2 separate regions of the Homo sapiens genome follow, and region 1 is linked to region 2. Evidence: read pairs that join two places in POLR2A ChIA-PET (ENCODE). Cell type or tissue: A673. All regions are shown on one strand.

Region 1 (4,000 bases), 110 kb before region 2:
GGGAGGGCCCCAGAACACCATTCGTCTAAAAACTGCATTAATAAAGGCGTTAACACCACATACACTGATGTGGTATTCACTGATAAAATAATAAATATAAATAATTTTTAAAAATCAGCTCCAGTATTTATTTGCTGTGTGATTTTGGGGAATTACTTAAGCTATCCAGGTCTCGGTTTCCTTCACCACAAAATGGGGATATTACTAACTCAAAAGAGTTAGTAATATTACATCTCAGTAAACATTTCAACAAACAGATGTAATTATTAATAACTGAGCACTTCTCCTTTGTCTCATATTAACTGTTTCTACAATCACATAGCAAAATATTAACCTTATTTTTCAACAATTCTTTTTTTTTTTTTGAGACAGAGTTTCACTCTTGTTGCCCAGGCTGCAGTGCAATGGCGCCATCTCAGCTCACCGCAACCTCTGCCTCCAGGGTTCAAGCGATTCTCCCGCCTCAGCATCCCGAGTAGCTGAGATTACAGGCATGCGCCATCACGCCCAGCTAATTTTTGTATTATTAGTAGAGATGGAGTTTCTCCATGTTGGTCAGGCTGGTCTCGAACTCCCAACCTCAGGTGATCCTCCCGCCTCTGCCTCCCAAAGTGCTGAGATTACAGGTGTGAGCCACAACGTCCAGCCTTTTTTTTTTTTTTTTTTGAGACAGAGTCTTGCTCTGTAGCCCAGGCTGGACTGCAGTGGTGCAACCTCTGCTCACTGCAACCTTCACCTCCTGGGTTCAAGCAATTCTCCTGCTTCAGCCTCGGAGTAGCTGGGACTACAGGTACGCACCACCACGTCCAGCTAATTTTTCTATTTTCAGTATAGACAGGGTTTCACCATGTTGGCCAGGCTGGTCTTGAACTCCTGGACCTCAGGCGATCTGTCCACCTCGGCCTCTCAAAGTGCTGGGATTACAGGTGTGAGCCACCGTGCCTGGCCACAATCATTCTTAAAATTATGTAATTGTAATATCTAACGATAAAATATATTTTTTAAATTCCTAAATGATTCATCGGAATTTTTACATTAAAAATATCTAATCTTGCAAAGTGAAGAATATAAGGAGATGCAGATATTTGACATGCTGCATAATCAAAATTTTTTAATCATGCTGCCATTTAAAAGCTATTGAATAGTTAGACGAAATGGGCATCTAAATAAATTTACTTCCCCTTGCTATATACACAGACTGGTACTGTTTCTTTTCAGGAAAATAACATTAAGGCAGAATTACTCAAATATAAATAATTTCTTTTTTAAGTAAAAGATTTTAAAACTCCTCAAACAGCAAGACAACTGAACCAACAGTTCAATTGGAACTTAAAAAAAAAAAAACACAGGAAAAGGCTGAAGTCAGTTGAAAAAACAGACTACAGAGTAAAGTCATTCCTTCCTCTTCCTGTTAAGCCCCCCACCGTTGATTTTCACTTTCTAGTAGAGAAGTTTGGGAATTTCCAACAAGCTGGCCAGCAGCCAATTCCATAAAATAGCAAGGAGAAAACTCTCCTTTCCAGGGGTCCCTCCCCGCCAGGCAGCTCCAGGCGCCGGGTCTGACAAGCTTTCTGAGAAGGAATAGACTCACTGCAGACTTCCTGGCTCCAAGGCCATTGTTCGCATGGCTGCTCTGCTCCTTATCCAGGGCCTGGATTAGCATAAGAATATCATCTTTTCCCTTAACAAGCAACTCATCCATTCCTTCCCGTTCTCTACACTCCTCCCCATCAATCCTTAGAGGAATACACACTTGTACAACTGGAGCAACACCACTCGCAGTTATTTACATCAGTGTAGAAAACAATATCCCGCAAATCTAAACATAAACCCTGAAGAAAATAACTTGCTTAAAGAGTTGTCTGAGTGTATCTGAGGTAATACACAGAAATCTTACCGAAATGCCTGCCTTGGTGTCCACGCTGTCAGATCTTGCTATGGGTAAGACATTCATAACAGGGTGTTTTAGAAAGTTTTACAATAATGCCCGTGGGCCAGGAGCAAAGAGAGCCAACCATGCAACTAAGTGAAGACCTAAAACAGGGATGGGGAAGTTCCACTGTATAAAACTTCCACTGTCATGTCTCCACCACTTTGAAGTTACCAATTTCATCGCCACCCCTGAAATTACTTTCCAACTCTACCTTTCCCCCATGCTCAATTATTAATTAACAATCAAAACAAGCCCACATTTAACCTTTGTATTTCTGCTCAACTGTCCCTGCCCCACTCAAAACCTTCACTTTCCTTCTATGCCAAGATAGTTTCCCCAACACAAGTATAAACTCTTCCAGGACCACAGAATCAAGACAATCTAGTATAGCATTATATATAGTTGATGCTGTGTGTTTTATACCCTTCACCAGGACCTCAACATTAGATGCAGAAGAAATGCTTCCAGGTTTCTGAAACATTTTTCAAATAGATAATCTGTTTTCAAAACATCATTCAACCTTGTACTACAAATTCCCTAACCTAGTTTCTCCAAAGCTTTTTTGTTTAACTGTATTCAACAACAACAACAAAAGTCTCACAATTACAACTAGATTGTACTACACAGCAATCTTTGGCATATCTGTACTTCGAAGAGATTCGTAATGTCTGTCAGCTGTCTATTTAAGAGACCTAGGTGTCACTCTTCTGTTTCTCCTCTAGAACACGCAGAAATGACCAAAAACAGGCGAAGTGAATCAGTTATTGCAGAACTGTCTGGAAAGGGAGAGGGTCTGGTCACCCCATAGGCATACAATGGGTACAAGTTGACTACTCCTTATTAGAAATGCTTGGGACCAGAAGTGTTTTGGATTTTGGATTTTTAAATTTGTAATATTTGCACTATCTATACTTACTGGTTCAGCAACTCAAATCCAAAACACCTAATGAGCATTTCCTTTGAGCGTCATGTCAACACTCAAAAACTTCAGGTTTTACAGCATTTCAGATTTCAGATTTTTGGATTAGGGATGCTCAACCTTTACTGGTAAATTGAATAGAGAAAAAAACAGTTTAATGTGGTGGTAAAGAGTTCAGAGTCTAGCCTAAAACAGATGATCTAGGTATTTTGTGCAGATTAAATCAGAGAAACTCAGATATGTGGTGGTATTTAATGGTACCTGCTTAGCATCCCATTGTCACTGTCATTTTTATAACTTACAAATTAGTTTTACGTGCATTATCCCATCTCTGTGATCCTTACAGTAAGTAAAATCATTCCTACTTACAGAGAAAAGATAGGTTCAAGGAGATAAATAACTTGCTGAATTCCATGTAGCTAGTATATATGACAAACTAACACCCAGGTTTTCTAATCCAAAGTGCAGTGTTTTGTCGGGTATACCATGAGCACATATGTTAAACAGGAAACTGGAAGTTATTTTTTACTGAACCCTGTAAGATCTTTTTTCATCTTCATAACTCTGAAAAAAAAAAAAATGAAGCGCAAAGAAACTTGCCTGAGTTGGCCGGGCATGGTGGCTCACGAGGTCAGGCGTTCGAGACCAGCCTGGCCAACATAGTAAAACCCTGTCTCTACTAAAAATACAAAAAATTAGCCAGGCGTGGTGGCAGGCACCTGCAAACCCAGCTACTCAGGAGGCTGAGGCAGAAGAATCACTTGAACCCAGGAGGTAGAAATTGCAGTGAGCCAAGATCACACCACTGCACTCCAGCTCAGGTGACAGTGCGAGACTCCATCTCAAAAAAAAAAAAAAAAAAAAAAAAAAAGAAAGAAACTTGCCCAACTTAACACAACCAGTAAGTGGCAGGTTTGCTGCTGACAAAGCCCAAATTCCACTTGTTACTGCATGTTAAGGCGCTGGCAGGAAAGTAATGAGATTAAAAAACAGAAAGTACTGTGTCCCTTTTTACACTATCGCTTTTCAGCCAAAAAAAAAAAAAAAAAGCTCCCTCTTCTATCTATAGATTCTGCTTTCTGATGCTGGAGCTGGGATGCTGCTGACAATATGTCCTTCACCAGCTGGTTCCTGGAGAGGCTCTGCCA
Region 2 (4,000 bases):
TTTTCTTTTTTTAAGCAGAAAAATTATCTTAAAGTTCACCATGTTCCTTCTATTTTTTAAGATAAAGAAACGAAGATTCGGATTGGGTTAGTGTGGCATCCGTGATTGAATAGGTACTCAGTAGTAAAACCAGTATCAGACATTATTTATAAAAAATTAGAAGCTGAAACTTAATCATTCCGCTGCTTCTTTATGGCTTTTTATACTTCCCAAATTACCCACAATAGATGTATTGCCTTTAAAATTTTTAAAAAGCTGCAAAAACTGCTCACTTTACCGAATACTTCTGGCCGGGCGCAGTGGCTCATGCCTGTAATCCCAGCACTTTGGGAGGCCGAGGTGGGCGGATCACGAGGTCAGGAGTTCGAGATCAGCCTGACCAACACAGCGAAACCCCGTCTCTACTAAAAATACAAAAATTAGCCAGGCGTGGTGGCTCACGCTTGTGACCCCAACTACTTGGGAGGCTGAGGCATGAGAATCGCTTAACCCGGGAGGTAGAGGTTGCAGTGAGCCAAGATCACGCCACTGCACTCCAGCCTGGGCGACAGAGTGAGACTCCGTCTCAAATAAATAAATAAATACTACTGAATACTTCCAAAAACAGTCTCCTTGTCCTTTCTTGCCTAAGGTCTCACTCTGCGGGCTACCTTTCTCAGGAAAGCCTTCCAAAGTACCCGCATCCTGAACAGCCCAGCTTCCCTTATCAGTCTTGTAACATTCCCTGGACTTCCTTTTTGTAGATCTTAACATAACTACAACTAGATAATTATTTAATGTCTATCTTCTCTACCCAGGCCTTAAGTTGAAATTTCTCAAGACTGGCCAGGCGCAGTGGCTCACACCTGTAATCCCAGAACTTTGGGAGGCCAAGGCGGAAGGATCACCTGAGGTCAGGAGTTGAGACCAGCCTGGCCCACGAGGCAAAACCCTGTCTCTACTAAAAATACAAAAAGGAGCCAGGCGTATTGGCGGGCGCCTGTTAAACCCAGCTACTCGGGAAGCTGAGCCAGGATAATCACTTGAACCCAGGAGGCGGAGGTTGCAGTGAGCCCAGATCGCACCACTGCACTCCAGCCTGGGAAACATAGCAAGACTCCGTCTCAAAAAGAAAGAAAAAAAATTCTCAATGCTGTTTTAGGCTCTTTGCTAGACCATACAAGGAGTTCTCGATACGAGGTCTATAACCTATAACCTGTAATTCTATAACCTATAACCTATGTCTTCCTCTGCCAGATATATGCACCTGCCTGAAATGAGACCACAAAAGTGAAGAACAGAAAAGACAACCTCAATTAATTATATCATTTGAGCACTTAGGTCCAGCCATGTCTATTTCTAGACCTTTCAATATCATGGGGGTTAGTGGGGAGAAGCTTTTCCCTCCTTTAAGCTAACTTGAGTTAGGGCTGTCACTTGTAAGCAAGAGTCACTTGAGAGAGCCACCCAATTCCCACTGTTGGAATATAAAATCTATACAGCAATGACTCCCAAATGCCTACCTCCAGCACAAACCTCTGTCAAACCCCAGACCCATATAGACAACTGCCAAGTGGAAATCCCTACTTGGCTGTTTCAGATATCTCAAACTCCATGTGATCCAATACTATTTTCTTCTACAAACCAGCTCTCCCACCTCATTTTTCATATCTGTCACCCACATCTACCCTGCTTTCCAAGCTAGAAATCCAGGAGTTGTTCTTGCCAATCCCATTCCTTCTCTCATCCACGCTAGTTATCGCCTCCTATCCATTCCAGGCCCTAATTATCTGCCACCATCTTAACCCATTTATGCCTGAGGCTGCAATTTTTTGAATTTTTGCAATCAGACCTTGGTGATGACCTTGAGCAGGATATAAATAACTCCCACGTGCTTAGCGTTCCAATAGTGGAACACTAGGCATAAATGGGTTTAATCCGGGCTAGGCCAGAAAGACCTTCCTACAAGTTTGAACATCTTCAGTCTTCCTTTCTTCAAAATGATTTTCCAACATGTAACTAATCTCCCTAACTGCAAATGTGATTATAATATTTTATCCCTATCTCTAGCATACTCCTGTCCTCCTTCATAAGTCAACAGCCAATTATATACAGCTGGATCAAGAGCCAAGCTCCACTGTTCCAGACTTTAACAGTATAACAAATCTGTGCCATAAGAAAGGAAGGCTCATCAGAAATATAAAACTATAAAAGAGTAACAAAGTCTACAACATCAGAGTAAATAAAAGATACTCAAAGATAATTTACTCATCTATTCAATGTCTACTCATTAGTTATATATTAAACTGCCCATACGAACTGGCTTAGGGACCACAGGGGCCACCCTGAGATGGAGTCTACTGATCATCTGATCTCCCTATGCCCCTAACTAGTGTTCTTTTCAAAAAACACTACTGGGGATTTCCAGGCACATCCAAGAGCTTTGATTAGGGAGAGAAACACTATTCATCAATTCTAAGATGCATCCATTTTTCATATTTTAGCATCTCCGGAATTGGGGTGCACCTTACAATCAATGGCTTCTTACAACTAGAAGCATATTTTAAGTGGTCTGTAACACTACTGTGTATCTTACAATGGACATAACTCAATGCAAGTCAACATTTAATCTTGTGTTAAAAAGTTGGTCCAACTTGGTCAATATGGACCTTGTGATGTTAAAAAGACATCCTAAAGCCTAAAAACTAGTAAAAGGTGGGAAAGTAGAAAAGGAAAAGAAATGGTTCCTACTTCAAAATTTAGTGTGATAGGAAACCCATTTTCCTTTCTCTCCATGGTTCGCTGCTCCTAAGATCCAATAGTCAGATCAGGACAGTTCAACAGCTACTGTTAGGCTAGACAGGAGCCTTTCCCCATTTATTCCTTTTAATATGCAAGAAAAGTCCGTTACAGACCCACCCTGCAAACTAGTAGTGAAACTAATATTTGTATAAAAACTGCTATAAAGGCCAGCCACAGTGCCTCACCTGTGTAACCCCAGCACAGGGAGGCTGAGGCGAGCGGATCAACTGAGGTCAGGAGTTTAAGACCAGCCTGGCCAACATGGCAAAACCCCACCTCTACTAAAAATACAAAAATTAGCCAGGCGTGGTCCCAGCTACCTGGGAGGCTGAGGCAGGAGAATCCCTTGAACCCAGGAGGCAGAGGTTGCAATGAGCTGAGCTCACGCCATTGCACTCCAGCCCAGGCGACAGTGCGAGACTCTGTATCAAAAAAAAAAAAAAAAAAAAAAAGAAAGAAAGAAAGAAAGAAAGAAAAAACAATAAGGTATTAAAAAAAAAAAAAAAAAAAAACAGGTAAATCTGAGGCAAATACCACAGAAAATATTTCATTTAATGGAAGACCTAGGAAACTTCTGAGTGGCGAAGTGGTAAGAACTGGGCTTACAGATTAATTTAGGCAGAAATACATAAGATTAGATAAAGGAGAAAAGTGAAGGCAAGAAAATCATAACATTAGTCCAGGTGGGATGAGAACTTGATTTAGAGTTAGGGGGTGGGGGTGGAGTCGCGGGGTGGTGGGGGGAGAACTACGTGAAAGCCAAATAACACTAGATTTGAAAATAAATTCCTGAAAAAAATGTGAAACATTAAAATTCATATGAGAATCAGAAAATCGACACAAACCAACAGCTATTAAAGAAATTGAAGTGTTACTCAAAGTCCTCTCCAGAAAAAAGATCTAGGCCTAAATGGTCACATAGGGGAGGTCTTCCAAACTTTCAAGGAACAGATAATCCCAGTCTAAAATGATCCTGAAAAAGAGAAAAAGAAGGAAAGCTGCCCAACTCGTTTTATGATTTGACTACTACCTTCACACCAATATGAATTCAGAATTGCCCCACAGTTAGCAAGAATAGAGAGCAGAAGAGTTACAATATCATAAAGCAGAATCAACAGATGTTGGCTACAGACAAGATATGATGAAATGGGAAAAGGTTTGGGTTTGGTATGACATCAACAAAAATAAAGAACACCAAAGAGGCAAGTTTGCTAAGGAA

Evidence for each region. ChIA-PET counts read pairs that join two places held together with the same protein. Peaks named below come from ENCODE experiments on the same cell type or tissue, not always from the same donor. Only the 100,000 strongest peaks of a DNase experiment are listed, where the experiment ranks them.
Region 1: POLR2A ChIA-PET joins it to region 2 with 6 read pairs; 11 of 35 experiments call an interaction of 5 or more read pairs at or near these places.

What each region holds. Positions count from the first base shown.
Region 1 is chr10:86,866,123-86,870,122 of GRCh38, reverse strand. All of the region lies in intron 2 of BMPR1A (bone morphogenetic protein receptor type 1A), which reads right to left. Among named protein-coding and RNA genes, the nearest start is that of MMRN2, 89 kb to the left of the region's middle. RefSeq lists an enhancer at 1,932-2,519. In A673, a CTCF peak has its summit at 3,801; DNase peaks (open chromatin) are centred at 1,542 and 3,882; H3K4me3 peaks cover 606 bases; H3K27ac peaks cover 3,300 bases.
Region 2 is chr10:86,759,482-86,763,481 of GRCh38, reverse strand. All of the region lies in intron 1 of BMPR1A (bone morphogenetic protein receptor type 1A), which reads right to left. Among named protein-coding and RNA genes, the nearest start is that of BMPR1A, 4.9 kb to the right of the region's middle. In A673, no CTCF peak of the experiment used is centred here; no DNase peak of the experiment used is centred here; H3K4me3 peaks cover 438 bases; H3K27ac peaks cover 651 bases.